3 separate regions of the Homo sapiens genome follow, and regions 2 and 3 are each linked to region 1. The links are chromatin loops, found by intact Hi-C in ENCODE. Cell type or tissue: heart right ventricle. All regions are shown on one strand. Each heading gives the region's core, and the rest is flanking DNA. Links, peaks and the distances in the headings are about the cores only.

The links. A loop is a pair of places that touch in the nucleus more often than their neighbours do. Peaks named below come from ENCODE experiments on the same cell type or tissue, not always from the same donor. Only the 100,000 strongest peaks of a DNase experiment are listed, where the experiment ranks them.
Region 2: it touches region 1 in a loop (3-fold over the local background); 39 of 110 quality-filtered maps call a loop at or near these places.
Region 3: it touches region 1 in a loop (2.1-fold over the local background); 15 of 110 quality-filtered maps call a loop at or near these places.

Annotation. Positions count from the first base shown.
Region 1 is chr21:42,092,139-42,098,022 of GRCh38, forward strand. All of the region lies in intron 6 of UMODL1 (uromodulin like 1), which reads left to right. Among named protein-coding and RNA genes, the nearest start is that of UMODL1-AS1, 13 kb to the right of the region's middle. RefSeq lists an enhancer at 1,239-1,744. In heart right ventricle, for the core only: no CTCF peak of the experiment used is centred there; a DNase peak (open chromatin) is centred at 2,083; H3K27ac peaks cover 555 bases; H3K27me3 peaks cover 1,647 bases.
Region 2 is chr21:42,024,071-42,029,954 of GRCh38, forward strand. It overlaps ZNF295-AS1 (ZNF295 antisense RNA 1), which reads left to right. Exons shown (of 2, transcript NR_119384.1): 2 at 236-850. Among named protein-coding and RNA genes, the nearest start is that of ZBTB21, 17 kb to the left of the region's middle. In heart right ventricle, for the core only: no CTCF peak of the experiment used is centred there; no DNase peak of the experiment used is centred there; H3K27ac peaks cover 1,154 bases.
Region 3 is chr21:42,045,777-42,051,660 of GRCh38, forward strand. All of the region lies in intron 1 of LOC107985502 (a long non-coding RNA gene), which reads left to right. Among named protein-coding and RNA genes, the nearest start is that of UMODL1, 23 kb to the right of the region's middle. In heart right ventricle, for the core only: no CTCF peak of the experiment used is centred there; a DNase peak (open chromatin) is centred at 2,666; H3K27ac peaks cover 750 bases.

The DNA.
Region 1 (5,884 bases), core at 202-5,201:
AGGAGAGCAGAAGGGAAGCAGCCAGCAGCCCGGGTTAGGAAGACAGCTGGAGGAGAGAAAGAAGCGAGAATAGCCGAGAATCCTGCAGGGAAGCTTGACTATGAACAGGCTGAGGGAAGGAAAGCCTGATGTGGAGGAGGCTGTGGACTCCCAGGGGGTCTCTCAAAAGACAGGCGAAGCTGATCCCGGCTCTTTCTATTCCCTGTTCCTTTCCAGGTTTTGACCTTATTGAACGCAGGGTTGAGGGTTTTTTTGTTTTTTTTTTTAAACCTTATTTAAATCCTGCTACATGTGTAATTTTATAAGCTGCTTTCTTCAGTTCCTATAATGTGTATAAAGTTTCCAAGAAGAAGCCTGGTTTTCACCATGATAATTATTGGTGGTTGAAAACTAGTGGCTTTCTAAAGCAATCATATAATATTCTTTCCCCTCACGGGAGCACTTCTGTTGCTTTCAAGAGTCTGGAACTGTAACCTTGTGACAGGGGTTACAGGGAATCTCTTTATATCCAATTTGAATTCGTTAATCATTTAATTTGCATGTTCTTTTTCCTTAAAAGGGACTCAACATTGAGGACCATCCCTTTGTTCACAATAACACCACAGCTGGCAGTTGCCCGCACTTCACGCGCTCTGGGCTCTGCTCTGAGCACTCTGTGGGTATTGCTTCGTTTAAATTCTTAGACTAACCCCAAGAGGCAACTACTCTCCTTAAGCTCATTTTTTTTTTCAGAAGAGGAAATTGAGGGGGACGAAGGTGATTTTCTTGCATAAGATCCCAAGGCTGGTCCTCTGAAGACGCACATGAACCAGCTGTGTCCCAAGGCTGTCTTCCCTAGGAGCCCTCTGGCGGGGACCTGCCTGAGAGTGTGATGGGCTCTCCCCCGCCCTCGGGGGCTGCCTTTTGTCCCAGTGCACTCAGGAAAACCGCCATGCCCTTTCCAACCTTCATGAGTGCTTAGGACCAAGAGTTGGGTAGAGCTCCAGAAGAGTTGAATTATTTTATTTGGCGTTCTAGAACCCAACTAGGAAAAGGAGTCTAAGGTTCTGGTTTATTTATTTATTTAATTAATTTTATTGTTTGTTTTTTATAGAGACAGGGTCTTACTCTGTCACCCAGGCTGGAGTGCAGTGGCGTGATCGCCGGTCACTGCAGCCTCCAGCTCCCAGGCTCCAATCTCAGCCTCTGGAGTAGCTGGGACCACAGGCATGCACCACCACAGCCATGCGCCACCACAGCTGGCTCATTTTTAAATTTTTTTGTAGAGACGAGGTCTCACTGAGTAGCCCAGGCTGTTCTCAAGCTCCCAGCCTCAAGAGATCCTTCCTCCTTGGCCTCACAAAGCGCTGGGATTGCAGGCAGGAGACCCCGTGTTCAGCCTAAGGTTCTGATTGGCTCTTCTCGTTGTCCTGTGGGCGAGGGGTTGGGGGAGTGGACCAGTTCCCAGAGCCAGCTGTGGATGTGGCGGGCTCCAGGGTCAGATCTTCCCCCCATCACCAGGAACGTTCCCCTCCTATCAGAATGAGGCTGTGTGGGGAGAGCGGACTTGCCCTCCACCCACTGGCAGATGAATCCCTGGTGCCCCGCAAAGAGCAGGCACTCCACAAACGTTTCCTGGATCAATCACGGAAAGAGAGGTTTTCACAGTGGTCATCCCCGGGGTCTCCAGGTATTAAAAATTTCCAGCCCAGCTCTGCCAGCAAAACACTGAGAACACTCCTGTACCCCGCAGCACGTGGCCTTGAGATCCACTTAGAACTTCGCGCCACGTCCACATCCCACGGCACCCCACTAAGCTCTGCAGAGAACTGTCTATAGATTCCTGCTCTGTGGCTTCCAGGGTGAGAATCCTGTCCCTTTCGTGAGCACAGAAGGTTGGAAAACAGGTATTTTCCAAATAGTTATTTTTACCCTGGTCAGTCATCCGGAAAAATATTAGATTCTATTTACGGTTAGGTTTGTTGGCAGTCACACTCTGCCGTGTTGCTTGGCACAGTGAACTGCCAGATTGCGTCAGGATACAGGGCCGCTCGAGCGACCGCCAAACACAAAGAGGGGAGGCTGCGCGGCCCCAGCTTCACTTCTAATAGGGCAGGACACACTAATCCAGTGTTTCCAGATCAGCAGTTTAGAGTGAATTCCAATTGCATATTGCTAAGGGAAACAGCATCCCCGGCACCTTCCCTGCTGAACCAGAGATGAGTCACGGCTGCCCGGGAAGAAACAAGGGCCAGACTGTCAGACGTGGAGAACCCAGGGTGCTTTACCCAGATAGAGGCAAAGTTCTGAACTTGTGTTCCTAGCTGTGGTTGGGGAGGGCTGTGGAGCAAGGGCTCTGGGGCCTGAAGTTTAGATTATCCGCATTGCCGTGGCCTTGGGTCATACAAACCCAGAGTCAAGAGCATCATTTTCTAGGGCCACATTTAAGGGGGACACTGAAAAGGGTCCCCATTTAAGGGTAACCAAAGGAGGGTGTCCTGGCTAATGAAAAACCAAAAACCAAGTTATAGGGGCCTACCCTGGAAGAGAGGAGTCGGGGGTAGAAGGAAGATTTCCAGTTTTAAAATACCCCAAGGTCTGTCCAACAAAAGAGAGATTGGCCTTAGCACGTTAGAAGTTGGTTGGTTGGTTTTACAACACAAAGAAAACTCTCCAAGCTGTGCTGTCCAGCCACGGGAACAGCTGCCGTGAAATTTCGTAGATATGTAAGTTTCCCGGGTTTCCCTAACAAAGGCCCATGAACTGGGTGGCTTCAAACAAGAGAAATGTATCCTCTCACAGTTCTGAGGACCAGAAATTTGAAATAGTTACCACTGGGCCTAAATCAGGTTGCCAGCAGGGCTGTGCTCCCAGGAGGCTCTGGGAGAATCCATTCCTTGCCTCTCTGCCCTCTGGTGGCTGCCGGCATTCCTTGGCTTGTGGCTGCATCACTCCTTTGTTTTCTTCTGCTGTTTTTTTTTTTTTTTTTTTTTTTGAGACAGGGTCTTGCTCTGTCACTCAGGCTGAAGTACAGTGGCACAGTCTCGGCTCACTGCAGCCTCCACCTCCTGGGTTCAATTAATCCTCCTAGCTCAGCCCCCCAAGTAGCTGGGACTATAGGCACACATCACTACGTCTGGCTAATGTTTGTGTTTTTTGTAAAGATAGGGTCTTGCTATATTGCCCAGGCTGGTTTCAAACTCCTGGGCTCAAGCCATCCGCCCACTTTGGCCTCCCAAAGTTCTGGGATTACAGATGTGAGCCACCACGCCCAGCCCTACTCCATCTTCAAGGTCAACATCTTTGTTTTTTCTCTATTCCAGCTTCATACCGCCTTCTCCTTTGTGTGTGTGTGTGTGTCTGTGTATAAATCCCCCCGATTCTCTTTTATAAGGACACTTGTGATTGCATTTAGGGTGTACCTGGGAAATCCAGGATTATCTTTCCATCTGAAGATACTTCACTGAATCACATCTGCAAAGATTCCTTTTCCAAATAAGGTCACAGTCGTAGGTTGCAGGGATTAGGACTTGATATCTTTGAAGCTCATTATTCAGCCTGCTACTGGTGATAGGAAAGCTTAGTAGTAAGGCAAGTGAACTTTGCTATTTCCTATTGTTCAGCTTTGCCATTTACTACCTACTTGACCTTTCTAGGCCTCAGTTTTGTCCTCTGTAAAATGGGGATCCTAGAAGAACTTATTACCTGGGATTGCTGTAAGGACTAAATAGGATAACATGGCTGGTGCACACAGTACCCAGGAAACATTACCTGTAACCATGTCGCTGATAGCTTGGCTGGTTTGTGACATGGATGTCATGGGAGGGAGTACTGCAGGGGGCTCACACCAGGGAGTTAATTTATAGCTCCCTGCAAGTTCCTACCGCTGCTATAATGCATGCTGCGTTAGCTTGGACACTGTGGACCTTAACTCATCATTGTTCCCTCAGTGTTTATGGTGATGCTGGGTGCATAGTAGAAGCTCAATTAAAAAAAATTGAGCCATAAGAAATTGGTGCCCTTATTGGTCAAACATGGTCAAATATGGACAATTCCAAATGCTTCAAGGTAACACACTGGAGAAAGGGCCACACAGATATTGGATGGGAACATTGTCCTCAGGGATAATGCATTTCTTTGGATTAGATGAGATTCTTTTACCCCAAATGCTTGCAATCTCTCTTAGTTGCAAAAGTCACTGACGGCAGCTTCTGCAGATGCCTCGGAGGGCTTCACAGCATTTGAAATGCCAGGTTTGCAGGTCCCCCATCCAGTGATCCAAAAACCCCCTGGCATCTTAATTTAAAGAGTAAATATACTTATTAAAAGAGGTAAAGCATGCATTGCCAGCCCCGTACCCTGTGAGACTTCTTTCCAAACACCATTCCTCTGCGTTCTTTTCAAATAAGTACGGGTGCCCTTTTAATTTTAACTCTGCTCCGTTCAGAAGCACTCCTTATAGAATGCGTTTTTAAATGGCCTGTAATCTGGGTGGGCCATCTGTTGTCCCACCCATGTGCTCTCTCGCTCTGCGTCAAGTTTGATATCTGAATGGCAACAAGGAGGCAAGGTTGGAGCCCTGGGTGTGGGCTGGGGGGCTGCTGTTATAGCTGCTGCGCCTGCTCGTGGCCGCCCCACTTTCCTGTTTGCAGGGCGTTTTGCTGTCACACCATCCTCCACCAACGTGGATTAAAAAAATGCTTGGGGCTGTGTCCTGACTGTACAAAAATAGAACAGTCAGTGCTTTTAGCAGACTTTTTGGAAAAGAAATTGTAGCCCGCCCTTCCTTTTTCAGTGAGACATATGTTCCCAAGGAACAGACTTTAAGAAGCCGGGTGGTTGTTAGAAGGCCAGGCAGTGAGTGGGGGGTCTTTTTGATTCCAGGGTTCTGGTGACCCTGGAGACGGGGGTGCCACCCACAATCTCAGGTCCCAAGCTTTGGGCCACCCTCAGTTGAAGCATTTCTGCTTTTCTTGCCACTAAAGAAAATATCATAAAGAATGAATCCATGTCTGTTTCCCTGACCAGTATGCCGAAAATCACTGGACAATCCTGTAAAAAGTATAGATGTGTCTTTTAAAAAACTACATTCTACCCCACATCCTAGAAGTGTTATTAGGACACATCAGAATTTGGATGGATGTCACTGATCCTGTCTGAGTGAAGCCTGTCCAGATTCCAGTAACAGATGCTCATCTGCTGGGAGGTGGAGTGGCAGGTTCTCAGTGAGGGAGCTCACCTACACAGGGACCAAGATTCAAAGGAGGCAGCTCAGTCTCAGGTTGGAAGGAGGAGACAGCAGGGCTATGTCGCGTGGTGGTGACTGGGCACTAAATTGGATTCTGAGCCTCTCAGCAGCCAAGGCGCAAAGGGAAATGAGTTGGACAGTGTTGGGTTTTTTTTGTTTTTGTTTTTGTTATTGAGAGAAAGCAGGCACATATGTCTAAAAGCAGAATTCTTTTCATGATACTAGAAAGCATATATCCTACCAGTCCTTACAGAAAAGGCTTTGGGAAGCCACACATTATAAAATTATTATTTTCTTTACCATGGTTTTGCAAAATATATTTTTAAAAGTTCTTTGTTGCTTATTTTTATAGAGCTTAAATTCTGATGTGAAAATTTTGGTGCGTAGACTGGGGGCCGTCTACTTTTTATATAATTCTTACTGCCCAGACACTTGCTGTACAGCCAGAATGTTTTTAACCAAAAAAGAGCTTCGATGCTATTTGAGCACTAGAATATATATAGGTTGGTACATCAGAGCTTTGCTCTCTGAGGCATGGATTTCAATAGGAAAGCATAAAAAGGGCAATAAAGGAAGCTCAGCCTGATTTCTGAGTCCGGCTTCCTGATGAGGCCATTGTTTATGGAGTGATGAGTCAGCCCAGTGCAGAAGTTCTCG
Region 2 (5,884 bases), core at 396-5,395, 68 kb before region 1:
CTAACAAATTTTAAAGAATAGATTTCACTGTAAGCCTTGGGCAGCCACTGAAGAGTGTGTTGGAATAGCTGCTGAGTGTCGGCCACTACTGGGTGACGTTTCCTTAATGGCTGGAAGAGTGAAGGAATTAGGGCCGAGCGTGTATGCACAAAAACTTCTTCTGTTTTGACTGTATGGGCTTCTTCCTTTCATTTGTTCATTTAGCAAACATGTATTGCCTTCTTTTGTCTTCTAGGATCTATGAAAGATAAAATGTGGTGTGAGGACACGGCCCAGCCCCACCGTCGTCTTCCAGCCCCACCATCGTCTTCCAGCCCCACCGTCGTCTTCCAGTCCCACCGTCGTCTTCTAGCCCCACCATCGTCGTCTTGGACTCTCTGGGTGGCACCACGCTGTGGGTGCTGCTCTCCTCTGTGTCCCAAACGAGTTTGTGCCTCACTTTGTCGGGTTTTGGCTGTGACTTGGAGCCTCACCAAGCTCCCTTTTCCTCTGTCTCCCATTCTCCTCTCCAGGCCAGGGTGGCTTCCCCAGCCCTCCTCCCCGGGTCCTGCCTGTGCCGAGCCTTCCTCCCAGGAGGGAGGTGATACTGACTTGAGATCTTATGGGTGTTTTGTTTGTGGCTGGGCCTGGCCGACCCTCTCTCCACGGCCTTAGATCACACTCTGGATGGATAGGACAGTCGTCCTCAATACTGAGCCTCTTTGGAGCATACCCACTGATGGTGGTTCACAAGCTACCCACGCCCACAGGCTGACCCAGATCTCCGTGAAATTAAAAAATACTGTGAAAGGAAAAAGAGCCAATGTCATGTGGATAATGAAGTGTCAGCCACTGAAAAATCTCAAAATAATAAACATGGCTTGTTTGTCAGGGTTCTCTAGAGAAACAGCAGCAACTGTGTGTGTGTGTGTGTGTGTGTGTGTGTGTGTGTGTGTGTGCGCGCAGAGAGAAAGAAGGAGGGAGGAAGACATAAGGAATCAGCTCATGCAATTGTGCAGCCTGGCATGTCCACAGTCTGTAGGATGGGCCGGCACGCTGGAGACCCAGGAAAGAGCTGCAGTTTGAATAGGAAGGCCATGGGCGGGAGAGTTCCTTCCTGTTCAGGGGACCTCAGTCTTTCTCTAGAAGACCTTTGGCTGACCGGATGAGGCTCATCCACGCTATGGACACAAATCAGCTTTACTCAAAGTCTACTGATTTAAACGTTAATCTCATCTACAAAAAGTACCTTCACAAAAACATCTAGAACAACGTTTGACCAAATATCTGGGTACTGTGGCTTAGCCAGGTTGATACATCAAATTAACCGTCACCTTTTGCTTAATCTACTTTTTAATTTGCTTTTACTTTGAAAACAAGTAAAGTTTTTGTAAGCCTCCAAGTTGAGATTAACGATGTGAGAAGGAGAATCCATAAACTTTCCTGTTGAACAAATAGCAGATGGATTTTTTCAGGAGGTGGGGACCACACAGGGCTGGCCTGCTCTGACGTGGCAGCCGCAGAGGGGTGGCATCAGCAGCAGACAGTCTCATGTCCTCAGCCCTGCCGACGTCCAGATCACTGTGGAGTGTAGCTATTACTCATGCCTTTTTCTTTGATCTTTGCCTTTTTCCTTATTATTTTTTTTCCTTGCTGAAGATAAAAATAAAATGGAAGTAATGATAAAACCACAGTTCATAACCTAAAGTGCCACAAGGATTAATGACAAATTGGTGCCCTGGACATGTTCGTCACACAGCCAATGTCCCCGCTGTGCCAGATCCATTTTGAACGTAAGCTGGACTGTCTCACCCTGACAGAGTTTTCCAGTCCTCTTCCTCCCAGGTTCTCAGTGTGGCCAGTCCAGACATCTGCCTTGCACCACTGCCTCCTGGTGACCCCTCCTCACGGGACAGCTGGACACAACCTGCCTGACTCGCCCTCAGACCCCACACCCCACATGGACTGTGCAGACCTATGCCCCAGTGACCCTTCAGTCACAGTGTGACCCCACGGAGCTCTTGCCTGCTTGCTCCAGACCCACCGATTAGAACTCCCGTGGTAAACCTGCTTGGCTAACTCCTTGGTCCCCATAAAGGTGTTGGCCCCTGGGTCTCCCTATCTTTCCCCCTGCCCGATGGTTGAGTGTGCATGTCCCCAGTGGCTCCCCACTCCCGTCAGCCCTGCGAGGTGGGCTGCCCTCTCCTCTCGCGGCCCTGGGAGACATCAGCTGCTTCTGAGCTCATGAGCTCTGCAGCACCGCCTCCTGTGTCTCAGCCCAGCTCGCTCCTGGTCAGGGCTAGAATTTACAGCCACTCTCAAGAGAGACCTCAGGCCAAATTAGAAAAAAATTAATATTTACAAAACAGCATGTGTGTATGTGTGTGTGGGGTGTGTGTGTGGAGGGCTGTGTGGTGTGTATGTGTGTACATGTGTATGTGTGTGGGGTGTGGTGTGTATGTGTCTGTGGTGTGGGGTATGTGTGTGGGGTGGAATGCGTATATGTGTATGTGTACATACATATACACGTTTAAAGGTCAAGCTGTTCTTTAATCAACCAGAAAGCGTAGGACACACATATTTCTTAGTTTTTTCCAAACTGAGATAGAGAAAGGAAGATGTTTTTAAGTATGTATAAATTCGTATTCATTTTATGAAGAGAGAAGGAAAGGCCCGCTCTGCCAGTGCCCCATTACAGCCCATACACCCTGCAGGTGGCTGGGGCATGAGAAGCGTTGAGTTGCCTCTGGGTGACAGGGGGCCTAGAGCCCTTGCATCTTGGCTGTGTGTGTAGTGTAGGGTGTGTGGGGTGCGCGTATGTGTGGTGTGTGTATGTGTGTGTGGCGTGTGTGTGTGTTGTGTGTGTGCTATATGTTTGTGTGGGAAATGGGTGTGTGTGTGTAGGGTGTGTGTGTGGTGTGGAGTGTGTATGTGTGTGTGGGTATGTATGTGTGATGTGTGTATGGTGTGGGGTGTGTGTGGTGTAGGGTGTGTGTGTGGTGTGGGGTGTGTGTGTGTGGTGTGTGTGTAGGGTGTGTGTGTGTTGTGTGGTGTGTGTGTAGGGTGTGTATATATGGTGTGGGGTGTGTGTGGGGTGTGTGTGTGTATGTGTGGTGTGTGTGTGGTGTGTGGGTGTGTGTGGTGTGTGGTGCGTTCATGTGTATGTGTGGTGCATGTGTGTGAGGTGTGGTGTGTGTGGGTGTGTGATGTGGGGTGTGTCTGTGGTGTGTGTGTGTGTGGTGTGTGTGGTGTGTGTGTGGTGTGTGTGTAGGGTGTGTGTGTTGTGTGGGTTGTGTTGTGTGGGGTGTGTGTGCGGTATATGTGTGTGTATGTGTGGCATGTGTGTGGTTTTATTTGTGTGTGTGGTGTGTGTGTGTGGTGTGGGGTGTGTGTGTGGTGTGGAGTGTGTGGTTGTGGTGTGTGTGTAGGGTGTGTGTGTTGTGTGGGGTGTGTGTGTGTGGCATCTGTGTGGTTTTTTTGTGTGTGTGATGTGTGGTGTGTGTGTGTGGTGTGGGGGGTGTGTGTGGTGTATTTAGGGTGTGTGTGTTGTGTGGGGTGTGTTATGCGGGGGGTGTGGGGTTATATGTCTGTGTATGTGTGGCGTGTGTGTGGTTTTGTGTGTGCGATTATGGTGTGTGCATGTGTGTTTGTGGTGTGTGTGTGGTGTGATGTGGCATATGTTGTGTGTTGTGTGGTGTGTGTGGGGGGGGTGTGTCACACGTATATTGGAATCTGAACCAGGTGCTGTTTGTCATCACTCTGCCTCTGTACTTTGCTGAAGCAGCCCACATGGACGATGGGGCCCTTCCCAGTGCTGCAGAGTCTTGAGCTAAGAGTTTACGTATTCCAAGACAACGCACATGGGACATGGGACTTCCTCCCCCGTGCTCCTCCTGTCCTCCGCCTCCTTGATGAGCTGGACGTGCGGGGAGACCCCAGACCTGGCGCATGGCTGGTTTTGCTCTGTGCCTGCACAGACCGGAGATGCCCTTGGTGACGCCGTCTGCTCCTCCCGTGCTTTCAGACACAGTGAGCGCCCTGTACCCAAGTGTGTGTCACGCAGGGGTGCTGGGGTCCCTTTCGTCTCTATTCCCCATTAAACATCTTTCACCATTTTAACATGCAGGCATTTAGAAACTCTTTTTTCATATAATAATTGTCTGAGCTCAGAAAAGCCAGCAGCGTTACTCACTGTCACCGAAGTCCAGATGGTATTTTTATTCTGTGCTCAAATTGGCTTCCTCATTTCTTTCCAGGCCCTGTAAGCAGCTTAAAATTTCCATTTTCCAGGTCAAGCTGTTCTTTAATCAACCAGAAAGCGTAGGACACACATATTTCTTAGTTTTTTCCAAACTGAGATAGAGAAAGGAAGATGTTTTTAAATACGTATAAATTCATATTTGTTTTATGAGGAGGGAAGGAAAGGCCCGCTCTGCCAGTGCCCCATTACAGCCCATACACCCTGCAGGTGGCTGGGGCATGAGAAGCGTTGGGTTGCCTCTGGGTGACAGGGGGCCTAGAGCCCTTGCATCTTGGCTGTGACCGTGGCCTTCGATCGAGCACAGTGGGTGAGGGCCTTCTGAATAAGAAGGGCACCGCCACACCCTGTGGGGCCGATGAGCAAGTCAGTTCCTCTAATACAAACTCTGCATTCCTTGTGGCTCCCCAAAAAGGTCAGAGGACTTAGGAGATGGAGAGGAACCAGGAGGTCTTCTAGTTCAACTTGCTCACTTTTCAGATGCAGAGTTCAGTTCACCGAGGCTGGGGCAGCATCAGGATCAGAACCCAGACCCTTTGACCCCAGGGCTCTTTGCCCGCAGCATAGGGAGGCTGGAGAGGGCCCTCTGCCTGTCCCCAGTCTTGGGAAAGTCCTTCTCTGTGCGGCGGTGAAATACTCAAAGAGAGGTGAAGGCGGGGCCTCTCTGGGAAGGTGACCTGGGGTAAGGAGCCTGGGTTGCAAGTCTCTGGGAGTCAGTGGGACCCTGCTGTGCCCTTGGCTTTTCCTCTATGGCCCTTCTCTAGCTCAGGAACTCTACTATGCTGTTCCTGGTGCCACCTGTCCCAGAGGTTGTGAGCCAGTACCGTGTTCTCTGCCCTCAAATATGACTTCCATCTGTTTCCTCCTCAGTATTTACAATGCAGACAGAGATTGCCTGATTCTGTGTTGCCGCCCTTCCACTCTAGGCTGCCTGGGTCAGCTGCGTGTCTGTTTCTGTAGATTTGGAGGGGCCTCATCCTGGGCTGGCTTTGCATAACGAGAACAAACAAGAGCTGTCCAAACTGCTGTGGAACCAACTTTCCTTTCCTTGAGAGGAAGCTGGAATTCAAGGTGCTGAGTGAACCTACTTCCAGACAGGTGGTCCTAAATGGGAAGTGTTGCATGGATCTCAGAAAATGACAGTCCCTAAAATAAGTCCATTTGTTTTTCCAAAATCACCAAAAACCTGGGAGTGGAACGCAGTCACCTTTGAGACACAGCTTGACAGTGACTGTGGCCTTTGATTGAGCACAGTGAGGGACAGACTTTTGATTAAGAAGGGCACCACCACACCCTACAAGGCTGATGGGCAAGTCAGTTCCTCTAAGGCAAACTCTCCTTTCCTTGTGGCTCGAAAAAAGCCGGAGGACTTTGGAGATGGAGAAGAACCAGGAGGTCTTCTAGGTCAATTTGCTCACTTTTCAGATGCAGAGCTTAGCTCACCGAGGCTGGGGCAGCATCAGGATCAGAACTCAGACCCTTTGACCCCAGACAGGTAGTCCTGAGATTATTATAAGCTCCGTTTATTACAACTTCTGGGAGCCAATCATTTGAAGCAGAAGGTAATGTTTCCTGCTCTGGTGAAATGAAGACTAGTTGAAGAAACAGTTTGCAGAAATATTGAAGTGTAGCTCCATTCAGCTCTGT
Region 3 (5,884 bases), core at 713-5,712, 46 kb before region 1:
CTACATTCCAATGGTCCCTTGTAGTTGGCTGCGTGTCCTGGTGTCTGTCAGGGCACAGAATGCAGCTGAGGCACCTTGAGTCTGAAAAGTTGGAAGGACGGAGAATTCAAAATTGGCTTTGAGTTGAAAATGGAATTCAAATACAGTCAGCTCTTCTTGAGTATTGGAATTAGTGGTAGAGGGTGTATTGGAGGTACAGTAATGATGTGTGTTTGAATGTCACCCCTCCACTCCGTCCCAGTGGTTCTGTATGTCTAACTCTATCTGACTTAAGCTCATATGACCCATATTACCCTCCCCAGACAACCCCCAAGAGGGTGTGCATGGGCGAGGGGAGGTGGGGGGGGTTGCTGGCTGCTCAAGAGCGACATGGAGGACCAGGGCCGCACAAGCTCATTTGGAAGCAGATGGGGACAGTTACCTCTAACAGCTTCATGACTGAATGACACCACAACCACTGGTGTCCTTGGCCATCAGAAATCCCTTTCCCCAAGGGAGTGGGGAAGCTGCTACGTGAGCTAGCTACATAATATCAACTAGAATTAGAGGCGCTTGCTTTCCATGTTGAACTTAATCATAGTTTGTTATTACTTCCCATCCCCGCCTGGCTTAGTTTGTTCATTGTGCCCCTATAAAGAGTGCTGAGGCTGGGTAATTTATATATACATATATGTATGTACGTATGTGTATGTATACATGTATAGTTTATTTGGCTCATGATTCCAGATGGCTGCAAAAGTCCATGGTTGGGCGTCTGCATCTGGGGAGGGCCTCAGGCTGCTTCCACTTATGGGGGAGGGCAAAGGGGAGCTGGGTGTGCAGAGACCACAGGGCGAGAGGGACCCAGCGGGAAGGAGGGGAAGTGCCAGGTCCTTTTCAGCAACCAGCTTTCTTGGGAACTAATAGAGTGAGAACCCACTCAGCCTTAGGGAGGGGCGTTAGTCCATTTATGAGGAATCTCCCCTCCTTATCCAAATGCTTTCCATTAGGCTCCACCTCCAACACGGAGACCACATTTTTTTTTTCTCAAATTTCTTTTTTCACTGCAGCCTCAACCTCCCAGGCTCAGGTGATCCTCCCACCTCAGCCTCCTTAGTAGCTGGAACTACAGGTGCCCTCCACCATGTCTGGTTAATTTCTATACTTTTTTGTAGAGGGAGGTCTTGCTATGTAGCCCAGTCTGGTCTTGAACTCCTGGGCTCAAGCAATCCACTCACGTTGGCCCCCCAAAGTGCTGGGATTACAGGCATGAGCCACCACACCCGGCCTAGGAGACCAAATTTCAGCATGAGTTTGGAGGGGACAAATATCCAAACCATAGTCCTTGTTTCTTAAAGGATCTGGACCTGGCAGGTGATCTGGCAGGTGACTTTAGGTCACTATGGGAGTCCTTTAACTTTTACACAACTGCAATCTCCACGTCCACCTCTGCTTAAATCACACGGAGGCCGGCTGCCCAGCAAGTTTGAGAGCAGCACTTTATGAGTTTTCTGCTGATCATTCCCCTAAAGTGAAGTGCAGCCAGCCAAGGTAGTTATTCAAAACCTCGCTCAGTGCCCACTTGGCTTCCTCTGCCCAAGACAAGATGGCTTGCTCAGGAAGAAACACCTGCATCCCCAGTGGCAGCATTGTTGCAGGGCAAGGAGCAGCATCCACGACTCTTGTCCTTTCTCTGTGTCTCTAAATGCAAAGGCCAAACATGGGACATTTCAACAGATTCAAGCCAAGGAGAGGGTGGGAGAATCATAGTCTTTAAAATTTGTTTTGGCCGGGTACAGTGGCTCAGGCCTGTAATCCCAGCATTTTGGGAGGCTGAGGCGGGCGGGTCACAAGGTTAGGAGTTCGAGACCAGTCTGGCCAACATAGTGAAACCCTGTCTGTACTAAAAATACAAAAATTAGCTGGGTGTGGTGGCACACACCTGTAGTCCCAGCTACTTGGGAGGCTGAGGCAGGAGAATCGCTTGAACCCAGGAGGTAGAGGTTGCAGCCAAGATCGTGCCATTGCACAGAGCAAGACTCTGTCTCAAAAAAAAATTGTTTTTAAAACAATAAGGCAGGATTTAGACATTGGTAACTGACTATCCCATGTTTATTTGAAGTACCATGGAATTTTAGTGGCAGTATTTATTCAAAACCTGTCTCAGTGTGAAAAAAATATTTGGTTTCCCAGAGACTGTGCTGGGGGAGGAAGAATTCCGGGAAGCCACAATTGGGCTTAAGCATCTCTAGTCCAAACAGTTGGGGAGCCATCGGTTTCCATGTCTGTCGGGTAATTGAATGACATCATTGGGCTGAATCCGGGGTGACTGTGCGGCAGGGGGCTTTCGGCTTCGAGGGAGAGAGTCTCACCATTTCTTACCTATAGGAAAAATACCCATTGCGCATCTGAGAATTTAGAGGGTAAGTAATGCCCAACACCAAGCTAGAATATTAGGCCTTGGGGAAATTTATTTTGGCTGAATGGGATTTATTTTAAGATTCTGAAGTCATTACCACTGCACTTTATTTTCTGAGTAATGTGCCTGTCTTGTAGACTCTCGGGAGGAAATGCTTCACTCCAGCTTTATTTAGGTCATTACCACAAGGCCAAAGCAAAGACCACGTGTGAGGTCACTGACTGGCTGCTGCCAAGGGCAGGTTTATGACCGTGTAGTGGATGCCTTCCCGGCAGCCCCGCCACCAGGCTGGCTGATGCACATGCCCAGCTCCCGCACGATGCTTTTTAGCCTACAAGGTGCTGGGCTGTTAAGGGGCGGAGGTTCGGGGAACAGGGGCTACGCCAACGCACAGGTAGATAGGGGCTGGTCTGCTTCCCCTGGGGCTTCAGGAAAACATTTGAATGTTTCTTTCTTCCCCAGTAACAATGAGCAGGTTGCTCGGACCACTTGCCGGGGGCGTCTAACCGACCTCTTCTACGCCAGGCATATTAGCCGCTTGTCACGGGTCAGTGACAGATGGAGTGGACGGTAGTAGGAATCTGTATCGGAAATCTGTGTCCGACCTTCCTTTACTGCTTCCTGGGCTTAAAAACCTTGATTAAAATGTTTGTCTCCTGGCTGGGTGCAGTGGCTCTCTAATCCTAGCATTTTGGGAGACTGAGGCAGGAGGATTGCTGGAGCCCAGGAGTTCGAGACCAGCCTAGGAAACAAGGCAGAAACCCCATCTCTACAAAAATAAAAATAAATTAGCCAGGTGTGGTGGCCTACATCTGTAGCCCAGTTCCTTGAGAAGCTGAGATGGGAAGATCACTGGATCCTCCCACCTGGTTAAGCCCAACCAGGAGGTTGAGGCTGCAGTGAGCTATGATTGCACAACTGCACTCCAGCCTGGGTGACAGAGCAAGACTCTGTCTCAAAAAAAAAAACAAAAACAAAAACAAAAAAAGGGCTTCTTTTTTTCCCCCCCTCATAAAAGGCATATCCTACACCAAGTTTTCCTCAAATATGAATAGGCCCAAGAACCACCTGTAGATCTTGTAGAGCTGCAGATTCGGATTCAGTAAGTCTGGGACAGGGCATAGGAGTCTCGCAAGCTCCCAGGTGACACTGATGTTGCTGGTCTGGGGCCACACTTTGAACAGCCGGGCCCCAAGCCTCTCTCGACTCCAGGAGACATCCAGGGCTGGCTTGCTCATTGCTTCTCCTTAGCATGGTGCGGTGCCCACTCTGGGTGCCGGGGTCCACGTCCCCATCATTATTATGGTCAGCATATAGCTGTGACCTTTCTGACATCAATGTGGATGTGCGATAAGTCCATGTTTGCGGGAACCTAAGGAAAGACCCACTTACTCATCATCTATGAAGGTGTGGGTAGGAGACAAGAGAGCCGTGCAGAGAAACGAGAGTCAGGAAGAGAATGAGGAGCTCTGGGCATGGAGATGGACACCAGGGACCAGTGGGGAAGCTGAACGGGGCCTGGGCCTCTGCAAAGAGACCTGGCGGGGAGGGGGCAGAAGTAGGGTGCTCACCTGTTGGCATGTCCAGGGCGGGGTGGTGGCAGATTCAGGCTGAAGTTCAGGCTGAGCCCTGGAGACCCAGGCAGAGTTGACCCTGCCTCCTGGGGACCAAGGAGCCTTCAGTGAACTGTCACCCCCTACTGCAGAGCCCAGGACGTGCAGACAACATGTTTTGAATGAATGGAGTGGAAGTCAGGTACAAATATGAGACAAGGGCCTGATGCTGTGTGTAATGCTGGGTCAGACCCGTGGGCAGGTGAGCAGTGCTTGCTTAGAGGGGACCTTGGGCCTGGTTTCCCTTGCTCTGTGGTCCTGCTTCTGAGCTGAGTAGCTGTGGACCTATCGTGGGGAGGAGGAACTCAGAATATGCCCAGCTCAGAGTCTGGGTCTTAGAAGAGAGAAACTGGGGGCGTGGTGCAAGCCCTGAGGGCATTCAGCTGTGTGGTCCAGGGGAAACCACCATAGCTTTGGGGGGTCAGACTGTGAGGCTCAGAACCAGGCAGCCGGCCCCGCCCGTGTGTTCTACTCCACACACGCCGTGTGAGTTGCTGTTCATGTGGTCCAGGGCACTGCCTCACCCTGAGCATTTCATCCACTGGACACTGGGTATTTCTCATCGCAGAGGAGCCTGCACAGGCTACAGAGCACGACCAGACTGAGAGCTCTGAGAGGGGCCCTGGAGGAAAGAATTTGCAGCATGATGTGCCCAGTCCTTAGACCCTCTGTCCCCAGGTGTGTGGCCTGCAGCATACCTGTGCATTCTGTGGGTCACCGATGTCTCCAAGAAGGGAGCATTTTCTCCGGAACCCAGCAAGGAGCAGCTGATGAAGGCCTGCTGACTGCTTTTGGCTTTGCGAGTGCTCTTGAAACCCGTGTACTCCCCAGGAGCTCTGGGCAGCTGCTTCGGCTGCAAGAAGCCTTCACTCACAGATATGGATGCGTCCCAGGGCACCTCACTCCTGCCTTTATTCTTCCAGCCACACGCCAGGGGTCCCCAGGCCACCTCCACTGAGATTAGGCAGTGTGTTTCTATCATGATTCACACATTAGCCATTGTGATATACAATTTTAGCCTTAGAAAAAAGTTGCAAGAATAGTACAAAGAAACGTTTGTACACTTCAACCAATTCATTAATTGTGAGCATTTTGTCTCATTTGCTTAATATCCTCTCTCTAGTATAATCTCTATGTATATATCTTTTCTTACATGTATATAGTATCATCTCTGTCCATGTACATATCTTTTCATATATATGTGTGTATATATGTGCATATACATAGATGTGTATGCAAATATATGTGTGTATGTATGTGTGTATGTGTGTATGTAAATATATGTGTGTGTGTATATATGTGCATATACATATGTGTGTGTAAATATATGTGTATGTATATGTGTGTTTATATGTGCGGATACATATGTGTATGTAAATATATGTATGTATATGTATGTTTGTATATATGTACACACACATAGATTTTAGGGCAAGAACTATTTAAAGAGGTTGTGGACATCAGGTTTCTTTTCCCAAGTGCTTTGGTGTGTATTGCTAGGAATAGTCATTCTCTTATATCACTGACATTGTTATATCCTACCCTTGAACCCATCATCCTTATTCAAATAGAATGCCCTTTGCAACCACGTTTTTTCCGGTTTAGGATCTTTTCTCAAATTCATGCTGTATTTGCCTTCATGATCTTGATGATACTGAGGGAAGGATTATTTTCATTTTCTTTAGTAAAGAAAGTGCAAAACTAGAACCAACAACATCAAAGTCGCTTTTATTGAAAGGCTTGGAATCCACATCGATGGATCCTTCCCATCGATCAGCAAAATCCAAAAACCTATCTGCTGGGTGGATCTCCGCATGTGGCTGACCTCCAGGGAGCAGGTGGGCACGGTGGCCTGTTTTCAGGTTTGCAGTGT